Linked DNA regions of Mus musculus: region 2 is linked to region 1. The links are chromatin loops, found by intact Hi-C in ENCODE. Cell type or tissue: left cerebral cortex. All regions are shown on one strand.

What was found. Peaks named below come from ENCODE experiments on the same cell type or tissue, not always from the same donor. Only the 100,000 strongest peaks of a DNase experiment are listed, where the experiment ranks them.
Region 2: it touches region 1 in a loop (7-fold over the local background); 3 of 42 quality-filtered maps call a loop at or near these places.

What each region holds. Positions count from the first base shown.
Region 1 is chr19:47,253,516-47,261,515 of GRCm38, reverse strand. It overlaps Neurl1a (neuralized E3 ubiquitin protein ligase 1A), which reads right to left. Exons shown (of 6, transcript NM_021360.4): 4 at 7,708-8,000; 5 at 4,658-4,804; 6 at 2,075-4,099. The coding sequence ends at 3,861. Sh3pxd2a (SH3 and PX domains 2A) reads left to right here. Exons shown (of 15, transcript NM_008018.4): 15 at 1-1,342. Among named protein-coding and RNA genes, the nearest start is that of Mir6995, 16 kb to the left of the region's middle. In left cerebral cortex, a CTCF peak has its summit at 1,733; DNase peaks (open chromatin) are centred at 133 and 1,699.
Region 2 is chr19:47,113,386-47,121,385 of GRCm38, reverse strand. Pdcd11 (programmed cell death 11) reads right to left here. Exons shown (of 36, transcript NM_011053.2): 20 at 7,671-8,000; 21 at 6,769-6,831; 22 at 3,984-4,089; 23 at 1,761-1,850; 24 at 1,491-1,593; 25 at 962-1,139. Among named protein-coding and RNA genes, the nearest start is that of Calhm2, 21 kb to the left of the region's middle. In left cerebral cortex, a CTCF peak has its summit at 165; DNase peaks (open chromatin) are centred at 155, 2,548 and 4,810.

The sequences.
Region 1 (8,000 bases):
TTCTGGACAGTTGGCTGTGTCTTTGGAAGTGTGAGAGAGTCATGTTAGTGCAAACAGACGTGTCTGGCATGTGGGAAAGCTAGTGGGAGGCATGTTGGCAAGAGGAGTGCGCATGTTTGGAGTTACTGGCGCTTACCGTCCTTGCACGGGGTGGAAGCTTCCAGAGATGTCTTTTAGGTAGGTGTGGGAAGGCTGAGAGAGAGAGAGTTTGGAACAGGAAAGGAGTCAGTTCTTGGAGGTTGAAAACGAGAGGTTTCCAGGGATTTTTGCTCTCACCAGCCAAGAGTCCAGCCAGAGAAAACTTGTTCACTGGGCCCCATCCGGGCTTCCAGTATCATTGTCTTAAGGAAGAGGTGCTGCAAGTCATACGCCAATCTTTGGGTCTGCGGGCCCAGTCCCATCCCGGATTCCCCATAGTTTTTGCCCAGTGCATTTTGTCCCATGCAGAGCTAGCCTGTCAAACCATACAAAATAGACACCACTGACCATAATAGGCCACACCGTAGGGACCCAACACCTCCATACTAGACCCTAAAGCCCAGGCCTATCTGGGAGGCAGGTGACCTCATTGGGACATTTATTCCCAAGGCTCCAATAGAACCTACGGTTCTGATTGCTGAGTCTGCCTCCTGCCTGCCAGTCCGGCCAGGCGAGTGCACCACCCTCCTGCATGTGCATCTACTGAGGCACACTGCTTCTGAGTTTACTTCAAAGGGTACACAGTTGCCATCCTTAGATTTACAACTTGTCTCCTGCAACAGAGGACATGGGTGTCCCTACCAGTTACTGAGAGGCCTGGAAGGTAACTTGGAAGGCAGAAGTGAGCAGCTACTGCTACCGTGTGATGAGAACGAGCCGGTGGATGTCACTGGGACTCCTAAATCACAGGGATTTCCTAGTGTCCACTCATCCCCGGCCAGCCTACTGTGGTCAGCAGGAGCCCTTCCCCCAGTTTCTCCCCTCCGCTCCCCACCTCAGCAGAGGAACGGAGACAAGGACATTGGATGCAGTAGGGGGGTCCGTGCAAGTGCTAACATATCTCCAGGATCCTCGGTGGTGCTAACCTATCTCCATGTTTCTCATAATTCTAATAGTGGATTCTTTTTTATAAGCCTCATCACAAACACAGTGTCACCGGGGGAGGGACCCAGCCCCCTTGACCTGCCCCTTTCCAGGTGTCCTTTATCACTTTGGTGGGACTCTTTGATCTGTAGAAATGACCTGTCTTGGCATGCTTCTAGACTTCAACATTTGGATTGTTTTGTTTCCTATTTTGTTCGTGTTTACAGGCATCTTGTATTTCCCTAAAGACTAAATAAAGTTTTTGGCCTTTTTAACTGAACAGAAGCACGCGATTCTCTCTGACACCGGAGGATCCATTCAGTTGACTAGCAAAAGCCCCACTCGCTCAAACAGCTGCCAACTCGAGAACTGAGCGTGGGATGGGGTGGGGGAGGAGGGGGTCAGTTCCCACCGGAGCTTTCCACACTCAGGCAGCTTTCTGGGAGTAGCCAAAGCTGGACCCTGGGGCCTTAGCTAGTTGTGTTAGTCTCTAGTAAGCAGGAAAACATGGACCTGAGTTCAAAGGCAGGCTAAGACTGGGTGGCCAAAACCTCCTCCCAGGAAAGGGTGTAGGTAGGCATCCCACAGGTCTCTGAGGCCTGGCCACGGTAAATGTGCACAGTTCTAACCTTGGGCCCAGCCTACCTCTTTCTGACCCCAGCCACAGGGTTGGCCTGTCATTCTCCTAGTAGTCTCTAGGTGGCGATACTCACCTCACAGGATCTCTAGCCTGAGAGGAAACAGCATAGCAGGAGTGAGTGTACTGTCCCTTGCTTGGTGCCCTTCCTGATTGTTCTCCCCTCCCCCACCTCCCCCTCCCACCCACCGAAGGCCTGCAGCAGCTTCTCGACTTAAAAGGCTCGCCTGGTATTGTGGACCCCACTGTGTGAGCCCCATGCCATGCTCCGAGGGCAGCTTCTCTGTTACAGGCCTTTGGGGCTTAGGGGTCTACCCTCAGGTGTGCTCAAACACTGGCTCCCCCCCCCCAACCCCCAGACGCACAGCACAGCCCTCAGGCTGGTACGAAATCACCTTTATTCACAAACACAGTGGCCCAGTTCACAAGGGAGGCAGTGCTACCTCTGAACTAGCAGAATGGACAATGGCTTCTTTTCCCAACTCCAGCCACACAGCTCTGTACTAGGACCTTGCTCCATCTCTAGGATAAGCCCCAGCTAGATGGGGCAACTTACCAGCTCCAGCCTGAAGGCATCTACCAGGGCCAGTGACTGGAGAAGCAAGACTGAGGGTGGCCCAGATTCCCCAGTGCAGGCAAAGGCCCACCCTGGCATCCATTCTCAACACCTCCCCAGTACATTCCTCCTCAGAGACACCTGAGAAGAACTCCCAGGAAATACACGGAAAGTATTCCACCCCCAAACTTTTACCCAGGGGAAGCTGGAGTTTTAGGGGCAGAGGGCTGTGGCTAGAGCCACATGACTGGCCAGTGGCCAGGACAGAGACCAAGACCCTGCCTTTCAAGGCAAAAGCCGCCTCTGAGGATATAAAACCAGCCATATGAGGGCCAAGGACTGAAAGGCTGGGAAAGCCTAGGCTAAGACGCCACAGTAACCCTAAAAAAGGCAGGTAGGAATACAGGGGCCACAGCCCATAAGTAAGGGGCACCCCCTTAGCAGGACCAGAGGCTGGCTTTCAGGGTCTATCTTCCCTCCTCTAACAAGCGTCTCCATTCTGGTCCCTGACCCACATGTTGACAACTTTCCAGAACTTCTGATGTCTCTATAGAGACGGATGTCCTGGAACCAGCCACAGTAACAGGGCTCCCATCCAGGGAGGAAGGGCACACAGGTGGAAGTGGGCACTTCCCACATAAGAGAGGCTTATCCACTTCTTGGGAGGCCTCCAGCCTGGAATTCTTCCTCGGGGTTAGCAGGACTGCCATGAGCCTTGTATTGGGGATAGATTCCAAGTGGCTACTCCTTGCTTCCCTTCACCTGGCAACCCTGCAACAGTAGCATTTCAGGAGACCCCAGGTTGGAACATAACCCATAAAGCAAATAAATAAATTAAGGAAAAGGGCTGTCCATAGGCCAGGGAGACCCCACCCCACTGAGGGTTCCTGTCCCTCCTGGGCACACAATGGCAAATCAGCCCAGGCCAAGACTGGCACTGAGATGAGGGAGGACAGGCCTTAAGTGTGGCTGTGGACCTGCTCTTTTGAGACCCTGACAACAGAAAGGCTCACATCAGCCTACACTGAAGGGCACCCTGGGAAACGGCACCAGTGAGATGATTGGCGAAAGTCATGGCAAACGGGAGATCCTGAACATGGCAGGTTGGCCCAAGGTCAAGGACCTCGGACCTGTAGTCTGCAGCCTGTCTGTTTCCCTGCCTTGGGTAAGGAGAAAGAAACATGGCATGCAGTTTGCAGCTGCCCAGGGTGGGAGAAGGTCCACTGGCCTCCTCCCCAGCTGCCGGGGGGGAAGCTACATGTCTGCTAACTCTCTCCAAGATGCCGCACGGGCTGCCGGGCTGCACAACCTAGAGATCTGCCGAGATCTCGAGGGATGGCAACCAGCCACTCAGCATGCAGAAATCTGGGTAAAGAGGAGAGAGATATGGGGTACCCTCCTCCCCTCACTGCTTGTGCCCTCATCTCCCTGCCTGAAACTCTTTCAGCCCAATCCTCCAGGGACCTTGGTTTCCCACGTTTAATGGAAAAGGAGGAAGAGTTTGCAAACTGTAGAAGGAAGGGACCCTGTTGGCTTTGCCCTCAGCTGGTGCTGGCTGGGCTGCAGTCTGCAGAAGTGGGCGTGCAGGTGGGGCTCTGCAGTGGGCTAGGAGCTGCGGTAGGTCTTGATGATGTCCTTGATGGGGCGACGGCAGATGGGGCAGCAGGCGTGCAGGGCCTTCTTGAGGCGCAGGCCACAGGAGTAGCACAGGCACATGTGGCCACACGTGTAGATGACTGTGTCCACTGCGTGTTCATAGCAAATGGTGCATTCATCACTCCACTGGCCCAGACCTGGGGTCACCGGTGACTCGGGCAGGCTCACAGGTGAGTTGGGGGCTGTCCCTGAGAGCAAGAGCACCAATCAAAAGGGGATGGGACCCAGCCCAGCACGGGGCCTTCTCCCAAGAGAAAAGCCCCCCCCACCCCACCCCAGCTCATGTCTTCTGCCACTACGCAAAGCCACCTTTCCACACTGACAACCCACCTTCCTGCCCAAGGAAGGAGCTGTAGCCACACAGCCCCAGACAGAGCCAGAGCAGCAGTCAGAGGAAAGGAGGAAAAGAGGAAAAGAGGAAAGGAGGAAAGGACTTTCTAATTCTTTCCAGGCGTGGTTCTACTGCACTAACGCTTGGAATCCCCCACATGCACTTTAAGAAGTCGCCTGGAAGATCAGATACCCTCTTCTGTGCTCCGTGAGCATTTATACTTACATACACACACACAGACACAGACACACACACACACACACACACACACACACACACACACAGAGTTTAAAATAAATCTTTAAAAAGAAAAAAAAAAAGCCACAGCTACACATCTGGAGAGCTCTGTCAACCGTCCCTCTCTATAGGATTTCGAGAGACGCATTGACCCACCCACGGGGGCCTTGGTACTCACCTCCAGCAGAGCCACCTAGGGGCCCAGAACCGCAGGTGCTGAGCAGGGGGTCAGAGAGGCGGATGCCCAGGGCACTGGGTGAGGTTGGAGTGGAGGCAGGTGAGCAGGGGAGAGATGGGCCACCCCGTTCAGTCATGATGGTGGAGCCTGAGAAAGTGGATGGGCCACACTGCCATTAGCCTAAAGGAGAAAGTTTCAGTCCCTGCCCCCACAGAGAGCTCCAACACCTGCCCAGAGGACAGCCACAGGCTGAGGCAGGACCCCACAGGCTGGTTCAACTCCGACCCATGCTCTGTGCCCACCTATAGGTCAGGAGGTAGTATCATGTTCTATATCACCCGCAATTTCCAAGCCAACTTTCCCTAGGTACCTTTGGCCTTCAGAGAATGGAGTCCCCCGTGCCCATGCCTCCTACCTCAGTCTCTTGTCAGAGTCCTGCCCTCGCTACCACAGTGCCTTGGAATCACCCACCTTCTCTACCCAGGCACCCTGGTCCCTACATTCTGGTCTTGCAGCCTTGCCTTCTCTCTCTCCCTCCTGTTTTCCTCCCAGTCTTTCCTGGGGGCTCATTGTGCACGCATGAGACTGGGGACAGAGCCTTTGTCCTCAAGGAGCTGACTGCTCCAGGAGCCTCTTGAGGCTGTCCTCAAACATAGTCTCTGGGGAAGCATGGCTTCCCCTAAACTCCACTACCTATGGTTATTGACCCGCCATGCCCAGCCACACAGCCTAAAGTACTTCCTCTTCTTGGCCTGAAACTCCAGCTCTGTTTCTCTAGCAGAGCCACGAGCTCGCTGAGAACAAGAAGTCACTTGCCTGTGACTTTCCCATGGGCCCTGAGAGAAGGTTCTGCACACAGGCAGGTGCATTGTTAGCTGTAACTCATGTCAGTGTTATTATTTCTAAGAATGATCAACGAATGTTCACAGGGTGCGTCTTTCCTCTCTCCTCTCCTCCCTTCCTTCTCCCCCTCCACACTGAAGACTAGACTCAGGTTTCACTTGTGTTAGGAAAGCTATCAGTCACTGACCAATGTCCCAATACCTTATTTAACTTTTTAAAACAGTATCTCACAACCAGGCACACCTTTTATCCCAGGACTCAGAGGAGACAGAGGCAGGCAGATCTATGGGTTTGAGGCCAGCCTGATCTACAGAGTGAGTTCTAGGACAGCCAGGGCTATACAGAGAAACCTTGCCTTGAAAACCAAGTAGCCTAGGCTGGCTTTGAACTTGCTCCGCAGCTCAGGCAAAAGCCTCCCAAACAGGTTGGATTGCATGCTCAGTTCATACAGTTTTTCTCTTACTACATTAATATTTTAAATCAATTACCATCTTTTCAGAAACGGATGTCAAGTTACTTTTCTTTCCCAACTGCACTGGCTAGCATTTTTCCGAACAACATCTATAAAGCAACCCTGACCTGGTTGTCTTAGTGAAAGTAGTTTCATTCTACCAGTGAATACATAGAGTTCTGTACACATGGATACAGGAAACGACCCTTACTTATTGGCTCATGGGGAACTTTCACAAAGCCAAGCCTTTACTGTAAGAGGAACGGTGACCCTGCACATGCTGCCCCTGGCTTCTTTTCCCCTTAGGGTCAGGATTCCCCAACACCATTTTGTTGGCTGACAGACATGCCCAATTCTCCAAACAACTCAGGAGCTATTAATAGTCACTGGGTTCTGGGTGGTATTTCTTAACATCCACCTTGACCCACTTAGTACTTGGGACAGAAAAAGTCTTGTGTTTGTTTTGTTTTAATTCCTTCCTGCTCCAGTCTCATAAACACCCTTAGATGGCAGAAGCCTTACTGGAAAGCTACTTAGCTATTATTAGGTGGTACTGATGTAGGAGCGGGCTTTGCCTCTGTGATTTCCCTTCTCTAAGAAGCAATGAGTGCAGCCAATTCTCTCTAACTAACTTCAGCTCAGATTTGCAGGCGCGCGCGCGCGCGTGTGTGTGTGTGTGTGTGTGTGTGTGTGTGTGTGTGTGTGTGCGCGCGCGCGCGCGTGCGCGCGTGCAGAATTGGCCTGGTCTACAGAATGAGTTCTAGGACAGCCAGGGCTATGTAGACAGATCTTGTCTCAAATAAATCAGGCAAGCAAACACAAACAACAACAGAATCGGAGGTCCAGAACCTATCCTACAGCTACAGAATTAGGATCTCCGGAGCTTCGTTTACAGTGAGGCTAGTGAGAGATGCCCAGCAAGGTAAACCCACCCTAGCTGTGGCTGACATCATGACGAGGACAGATTTCCCACGCTAAGGACTGCCAAAGGGAATACTGAGAATGGAGCACATGCAGACACACCTCTCGGACAGCCACAGCGCATGACTGAATGTGACTAGCCCTCACACTCTGGCCATCTCCGCCCCCTCACTAGGTTTGCCAATCAAAGCCCATCCTCCCTTCGGCTGCCCTCTCCTCAGGTGCTTGGTCACAGTGAGGGATACCTATCCTATATATAGAACAAGCCACGGAGTGTGGCTTAATACAAGCCCACATCCTCTAATCCTTTCAAACTGCGTCTTCCTAAAAAGAAAGGTCTAGAACACTGCAATCTAATTCCTGAAGGCCACCTGCTCAGGGAGTCCCCTACTCTGATGCAGGTGCCCAAGAAGACACTAATACGGTGTTTGAGGTGTTTGTTTGTTTGTTTTTCTGTTTTGAGACAGAAATGAAGCTCTGGCTGACCTGAAACTCAATATGCAGACCAGGTTAGCCTCGAACTTGCAGAGATCCTCCTGCCTCTGCTTATTAAACGCTAGGATAACAGATATGCACCACCACAACCAGCTAACCTTATTTTCCCTAAGAGCCACAAGCAGCCCTGAGGAAACCAAGTCTCAGAAAGTTCACTGCCCTCGCCCCTTTAATACAACCTCTGGGGTGTAAGGCTCTGGCCAATTTGTGTGTCTTTTGGGTTCTTCTGAGTTCATTCCTCTCTTCCCGACATCCGTGGACCAGATGCTTCCACCCTACCCAGAACTCACCTAAGCCTAGAAAGAGCATCATGGACTGGGGGATGGCACCCGGAACTCACCGAGGATGCGGACCTGCGTGATGGCGCCATGCAGGCTGAAGAGCATCCAGAGGGGCTGCGAGGCATCCACGCACAGCTGCATGCCGGCCGCCGCGCCGTTGTGACTCAGGTGCAGCTCTCCGTCCGCGTTGACCACCAGGCCCAGGATGTCGCCGCTGTGCAGAGGCCCGGGCACGCGACACACCGCCCAGAACTCCTTGCGGTCCACCAGGGCCTCGGGGCTGAAGGGCAGGTCGGCGGGCCGCAGCGTGCCAGGGTCACACGTGGTGACCCCGAAGGACAGCGCGCCCGCT
Region 2 (8,000 bases), 140 kb after region 1:
GAAGCTGTGCCCCGGCTGCTCTCCCACCCCTGGCTCTTGGGCTCCAGCTCAAGGAGAAAACGGGAAAGTACAGAGGACTCTATGCCTTGGTTCCTGTAAAGCTGACAAATTCACACACAGGAGAAACTAGCCACTACAGATGCTTGCAAGAGTGCACCCTCTATCGGCAGAGTGAAGAAAGTGCATCGTCACAGAAACAATGGATACACTATGTGACAGTAGACCAAGTAAATAACATCTTTATTCAGAGGAAGCAAGTTAGGCCTATCTGACTGGCTTTCTGCAAGACATCACCTTGGACACTATCCACACACAACTATCAATATTCATGTCAAAAGATACCTAGCCAGCATTTTGCATGCATGAAGAATATGCTTGAGAATCAGCTCTGGGGGCCAGAGAGGTGACTCAGTGGTCTGAAGGGTACAGGTGGAAGAAGTCAGGCCCCAAGACCACAAGACGGAAGTAGAGACCAGTTCCCACACACGTCCTCTGACCTACACACACATCCTGTGATGCACAGAAGCACGCATCTTCCATGTTGTTTTCCTCTCTCTTCCTGCCATCAGTAGTTCTAAAGCTAGTGATATTTTCCCCTATGGAGTGAGAAGGCACCTAAGTATGCGATGGCAGGAGCACAGGCACAGAGATCAGGGATTAGAGCTTTTCCATTTCCATCTGTGGTGAAATTAACACACACAGGACGTTCCAGTGAAAAGGCTTTGGCAGTTCAACTTAGTAGCAATTTTAACTATGTAAACTGTTAAGTTTTTCAGGGTTGGGGGGAAGACTAAAATCACACACACACACACACACACACACACACACACACACACACACACACACACACACATACACACACACACACACACACACACACACACACACACCCATATCACATTCAGTTAAAAGAAAATCCCACCAATTTCATACTTAGGCAAAGAAGAACTCTCTGGCTCACCTGACAATCTTCTGGGGGCAGAAGTCCTCCAGGGGTGCCTCGGAGTACGAGTCGCTCAGGTGAAACATACTGACTTTCCCTATCTTCCCAAAAGGGAAGGAGACGGTCAGTCCCCTGTTGGGTACAACCTTCATCACTCGGCCCATGGCCACTTCACCTTCTTCAAGTCTGTAAGGTCCTGGTGGGAAGTGGAGACAGAGCTCCTGGCAGTCTGGCCGACTATGGCCTGCCAACCCAGAGGTGCACCCAGACTTGAGTAGGCTCATCACAGCTTGAACCCACGACCATGAGACAGATAATCCCTTCCAAAGGACCGGAGAAAACCAAGTTTAGAAAAAGGAGACCTAAGAGAGCGATAGAGTCACACAAGCCAGAGAACAAAGCCCAAGAGCAAACCAAAACCAAACAAATACACTGTCTCCCAGAACGCTCTGTCCTGGCTTCCTGACACTGAAGGTCTCTAATCCTGGTGGTAACTGAAGCCTCCCACCCCAGCCTCTCTCTGACCAGGTACCGTGTCTTTCCACACCTATGAGTGACAGACATAAGAAAGCCCTGGGGACGTCTGGGTCAACAACGGTGGCCTCGATGGCCTGCCCAACCTGGAACTTCTTGTCTGGGTGTTTCAGAACCTGAAAGGATTTAAAAAAAAAAAAGTTCTAATGTTCCCATAAAGGTTTGTCATTTATCCAAAAATAAAACATTTAAGTCTCTGCCTCCTAACCCATCAGACCCCGTACTTACTCAGGTACCCCATATAGCCCATGTAAACTCTTGAATCTTTTCTCCAGACACTGACCTTGAAGCTGAGGGAAGTGAGCAACAAGGGAATTCTCCCTCGGATGTCCGGTCCGATGTCCACTTCAAGCCACTTCTTCATCACGTTGTACTGTGGGGGACAGGGCAGATGTAAGAGCACCCTTGGCTGGCCCAGAACTAAAATGCACTCTCTTGGGAACACTGAAAACACGGATGAAAAGGTCAAAACCCCTCATTTCTCCAAGGGACAGGAATCCATCCTGAGGCGCCGCCCACCTCCACATCTCATAGCTTCAATCAATTCATACATAATTAAATAGTGTCGCACAGCATACAGAAGTGCTGCATGCTGCAGGGATATACTGGCTACCAACAAGCACATGAGAGGGCAGATGCTGACTTTTTTTTTTTTTTTGGTTTTTTGAGACAGGGTTTCTCTGTGTAGCCCTGGCTGTCCTGGAACTTACTCTGTAGACCAGGCTAGCCTCAATCTCAGAAATTCGCCTGCCTCTGCCTCCCAAGTGCTGGGACTTTTTATAAAAAAAAGATTTGTTTGTTTGTTTATTTATTTAATGTATATGAGTGCTCAATCTGCACGTACATTTGCATGCCAAAGGATAGCATCAGCTCCCAGTATAGATGGTTGTGAGCCACCATGTGGTTGCTGGGAACTGAACTTAGGACCTCTGATGAGCAGATGGTGCTTCTAACTGCTGAGCCATTTCTCTAGCCCCTAGATGCTGACTCTTAAAAGGGCACTAGGCAGAAGGAAAACAGACAAACCAGGCACAGGAATCAGCATGATACAGATAGGAGGAAAACCAAAGATGGTTGTCATGGTGACTGGAATATGAAATGTGCAAACAGATCATGAACAACCTCGTATGCTGTGTTAAATTTCTGAGATTATAAATGTCCCAGGCGACTAAAAGGATAAACATCACTGGCATGCCAGGAAGATTATGGAAGAGACTCTGACAGTGAAAGATTTCATGCCAGGTATGATTTTAATACTTGCACTTGGGAGGCAAGCAGGGGTATCTCTGAGTTCAAGGCCAGCCTGGTCTATATAGTGAGTTATAGACCAGCCAAGGTGTAGAACCCTGTCTCAAAAAAACAAAATAAAACCAAAACCAAACCAGACCAAAAATCCCAAACAGGAGAGAAAGACTGGCTTTTCCTAATGCATCTGGAGAGGGCTAGGAAGCAGTCACTGTGCAGCACACAGCATGCATGTCAAAGGGAAACCGTGGAGGGTAAGTCAGCCCTGAGACAGCTCATCCTGCTCAGCCACGGCCATGCCTGTGCCCAGGGAGCAGTCTGGCCCTGCAGCAGCTCTATGCTGAGGACAGGTCCGCTGCTGCTCACCACATCTCCCACTAGACAGCTGCAGTCAGCCATCTACTGTCTCAAATGGTGCTTTAATTTGTCCATCCATAAACGCAGAGACCCCTAGGTTAATATTGCATCTTCTGACTTAACCACTCAGGCCATCAACATGGTCACTTTGCCTATTGTCAGAGTTTGGGCTCTGGCGGCCACCATACCAACCTGTCTACTCAGTCTCAACCAATGCATTGCTGGTTGAGACATTGCATTGTCTGTACTTATCCCGAAACTTCCATGCTGCCTTTCTAATGGTCTTTGATATTTTTGGTCCTTTAAACCTTTTCTTCTATATTACATAGTTTTAAAGATTTGTTTATTTTTTATTTTCTGTGTGAGTGTTTTGCCTGCATGTATGTATGTGTAGCATGTGCATGCCTGGTGCTCGGGGAGGTTAGAAAAGGATGCTGAATGGACATCCAGAACTGGAGTTAACAGACAGTTGTAAGCAATCAGGTGGGAGCTGGGAACTGAACCTGGGTCCTCTGGAAAAGCAAATGCTCTTAACTGCCAAGCCATGCCTCCAACTCTGTATTACATTTTTGGTGTTTACTCAGTTCAGACTTTCAGATGAACAGATATATCCTCAAAGGTTGGAAAGATAGCTCGTTGGAGTCAGTGACCAGAGGCAAGAAGGCATAGAAGGGAGACTAGTGGAGGCACACATGTCTGCTCCCCGCCACCACTCCCTTATTTTCAGCTCACCTAGAGACAGGTTTTTCAGGGCAGAGGCCAGGTATCACCACCCACAGCCCTACATGGCAGTAAGGACAGACTCCGAATGCCCAGTGCAGAGGCTCTGACTCCAGTTTTGCCCAGCTTGCTCTGAGAGCTCTGAAGGAGGGTCAAGCCTACAGTGAGGGCAGTAACTACTCACCTTCTTGAAGAAGCAGGTCACAGTCTGCCCAGCCTGGTACTGCCTGATCTTCTCCACGGGGCTCTCAGAGTGAGTATTAAGAGCACTGTAGCTACCCTTCAACTCACTGAAAAAAATCACAACAGAGTAAGCCAACCACTGGGACACTCTAACTTCAAAGACCTCCCTCAAGTGGCCATGAGGGACTCAGCTATTTTTACTCTCATGGACAATCTCACTCGTTAAAGGAGAATCTTCTCAATGATCAATCTGGGACCAATCATCTCTTCTGAGTCATTAATCTGTGACTAAACTAAGGGCAAACTGCTTCATGTTTCACACACATAGTTTGGGCTGGATGTGGTGGTGCATGCCTTTAATGCCAGTACTCGAGAGGCACAGACAGGTGGATCTACGGGAGTTCAAGGCCAGCCTGGCCAACAGAGTAAGTTCATTTGAGGACAGCCAGGGCACAGAGAAACCTTGTCTCAAAAACAAACAAGCAAGCAAACAAACAAATTGTTTTCATTCTTTACTTTAGCTATTGCTTTGGTTTGCAGAAATGTTCTTACAAACAACCTCATGTGTGAATTAAGCGTAGATAGTAACTTGACTGTCTGCTACCGAGGCAGGAGCTGAAGTCAGAGCTTAACTCAAAGCCTCTGCTAAACTGCCATTATCTACTTATTTTCAGACATGCAAGAACATGTGGTCTGAAAGTTGTCAATCCACAAATGACTAAATAAAAAAAATTGTAAGAAAGGAAGACTTGCTAGCCCAACTTACTCACTCAGATGGTTTCTAAAACAAGACTCATCCACACACTGGTACAGTGGTGCTGTTAAAAATGCAAAATATGGCTGTATGTGCTAGTGACTGGAGAAACTATTCTGACTCAGAAATTCCACACAAGAGAAATTCCACACGCGAGCACAGGGGAGTGAGTTCAATGTTGTTTGCTGTGGCACCGTAAGACGTTTTCTGCGATTTTTATGAAGATCAGAAGCAAGCCCAAATGTAAACCACTCTTGGAGAATGAGAGGATTAAATGGCTACTATTTAAACTGACGCAGATATCCTTCCAAATTTCTTTTCAGCGGTGCTCTTGCATGCCCTAGATAAGAAGTCTGCCACTGTGCAACAACCATCCATTCGAAACATATTTTTAAATGCAACAAACTTTACCCCAGTCCTGCCACACACAGAAAGCTCACAGAGGGCAAAAGCAGAGAAAACATTAATAAAAGCCAGACTTAAAACGAAAGAAAACAGAAAAATATATTAAGCCAGGCAGTGGCAGGCACAGTACCTTTAATCCTGGCACTTGGGAGGCAGTAGCAGCTAGATCTCTGAGTTCTTTATTCAAGGACAGTCTGGTCTACAGTGTGAGTTCTAGACCAGCTAAGGCTACACAGAGAAACCCTATCTCAAAATACTGAAGGAGGGGAAGAAAAATAAAAAAAGGTTGCTAACTAAAAGATACGACCTTCCAGTGCAAAGGGAAAGACACTGCACTAGAGTCACAGGCATGGGCTTCATTTTCACCAAGAATGTAGACTACATAAATATTTAAAAAGCAAAAAACAAACAAACAAAAAAAACCCCCAACAACCTGTAAAACTAAGGAAAGTACAGTAAAGAAAAAAATGATATATGGTCTATGTACCAAATATACTAATAATCTAAAATTAATGTGCTGAATCTGAAGTTTCAAAAACACGGCTAGCTGGGCTGGAGGGATGGCTCAGTGGTTAAGGGCACTGATTGCTCTTCTGAAGGTCCTAAGTTCAATTCCCAGCACCCACATGGTGGCTCAAAACCATCCATAATAGAATCTGATGCCCTCTTCTGGTGTGTCTGAAGACAGCTACAGTGTACTTACATATAACAATAAATAAATCTTAAAAACAAAAAACAAAACTCGGCTAGCAACTAGAACTCAACATCCCAGAAATAGAAATAGCCCCATGGCAGGCACAAGCCTCCCCAGAAACGGATCCCTTAGGCTGCCGACCAGACACTGCTGCAAAGTTATTCCAAGTCTTTCCGTGACATCTCCTGCTATGAGAATGCCAACCTGCCAGACCTCAGGCTGCCCCTACATGGCATTCTTATAGTCACGTGTCAGCATGGTTTACTGATGATGACCCTAAACCCCGAAACGTTGGAGTCTTTTGTGGAGGAAACAGAAAGGAGCAGGGTCAAAATGGTTACCATATGAGAACAGGAGAACTCACTGTGGGGACCAGTCAGTCTCTTACAGTGTTACTCTGCAGAACTCACCAGATAACCTACAGTTCTGCCTCAGCTGTCACCTCAGCTGTCACCATGCATTCAAGCTACACACGCTGAAAGCATATGTATTCTTGGATACCTACTTATTTCAGGAATTACTGAGTTCTAGAAAACTGGGCTGAGACAGAAAGGTTCCTTTTGTTAAACACTAGCACACCTGCAAACAGTGTTGACATTCTATTCTACAGCCTGGCCTGGGGTTCAATTTACGGCAATCTTCCTGCCTTAGCCTCTCAAGTGCTAGGATTTCGGGTATGAGCCTCTATGATTTTCAACCCTTTAATATAGTTCCTCATGCTGTGGAATCCTAAAATTATTTTCATTGCTACCTCATAATGCTCATAATGGTCCTAGATGACCCCTGTGAAAGAGTTATTTGACCGCCCCCCCCCCCCCGCCCGCCCGCCCGCCCCAAAGTGTCATGACCCAGAGGCTGAGAACCACTGCCCTATGCCGACTTCAACTTTCATACCTCTAGGTATGAAAGGCCCATTGCTAGGTTTCCCCTCACCTTGGCCGAACACTCAGCTCCAGGATGGTCAGAACAAATCTGGGGTGACTTATTGGGAGAAACCTAAAGAGAAAGAAATCAAATCACTTCTTAGTGTTAACCGATGATCCCAGATAACAACCTCTTTCTGCTCCACCTTAACTCAAGTTGATTACCACCCACCTCACACCAGACTAGGCTGACAAAGGTCCATGGAGGGTCTTTAAGGACTATCAATCATACCAGGTACTGAAAAGACTTGACTTACTAGAGATCCTATGCTTAATGCTTGAAATTAATATGCTATCCATAGGCCAGATTTTGAACTCTTCTTGTTATAGCAAGAAATCTAATATGATACAATTTAGAGTAAGGGGCCATTAAGATGGCTTGTGTGCAGGCTACCCACCTAAGGTCACTCCTCAGATCACACAAGGTGGCAGGAGAGAAAAGCTGTCTTCTAACTGCCTGCCATAACTGCCATGCATGGGCCAGACCGAGTATGTGTGTGCCTGTGAATGCATGTGAGCGCTCACACACAAGTAATACAAATAAAAGAAGTGCTATGAAGGAGGCCCTATGAGAACTGCTGATATATACTGTATGCAGGCAGCACACGCATGCACTTCATCGGTTTCCCCAATGGCCTTCCAAGGTAGACTACGCCATTATTCTCACTTTACAAATTACAGAAATGACTCGGCAGGTAATCTGAAATTCAGAGCCAGGTCGAAGTGTAAATCCACCCTTTAATTGCTATATAGTATTTTTAAAAATATATATATGCTAAAGGATCCTGACTGATTGCCTTTTAGTTAACTAAGAGAAAATATTATTTACATGCAATCTCTGCCTATGTTCCCATTCTTCCCATAATTGCCACAGTCCCCTCAAAGCCAGTCCCATCTCCCCAAACCTCATACTTAGATGTCTTCACATCTCGCCCACCGATCACTCTCGCAGTGACTTTCTTCCCGGCTTTCAGTGTGGTCGTAGGCGAGGTGCCCACTGGGACATCATCTAAGATGCGGGAGGCATGGATACAGCCAACAAAGCCATCAGCTAGGGTTACAACAACATGTGTGGCCTTCACAGCCTTAATGGTCCCAGTGACTTTGTCCCCAATAGCCAGGCTATGCCTTTTCTTAGACTTCACAGTCAAGTTCTCTTCTTCCTTCTCCTCCTCCTCCTCCTCCTCCTCTTTCTCCTCTCCTTTGTCATCAACTGTCTCTGAATCCCTCTGAACTGGCATC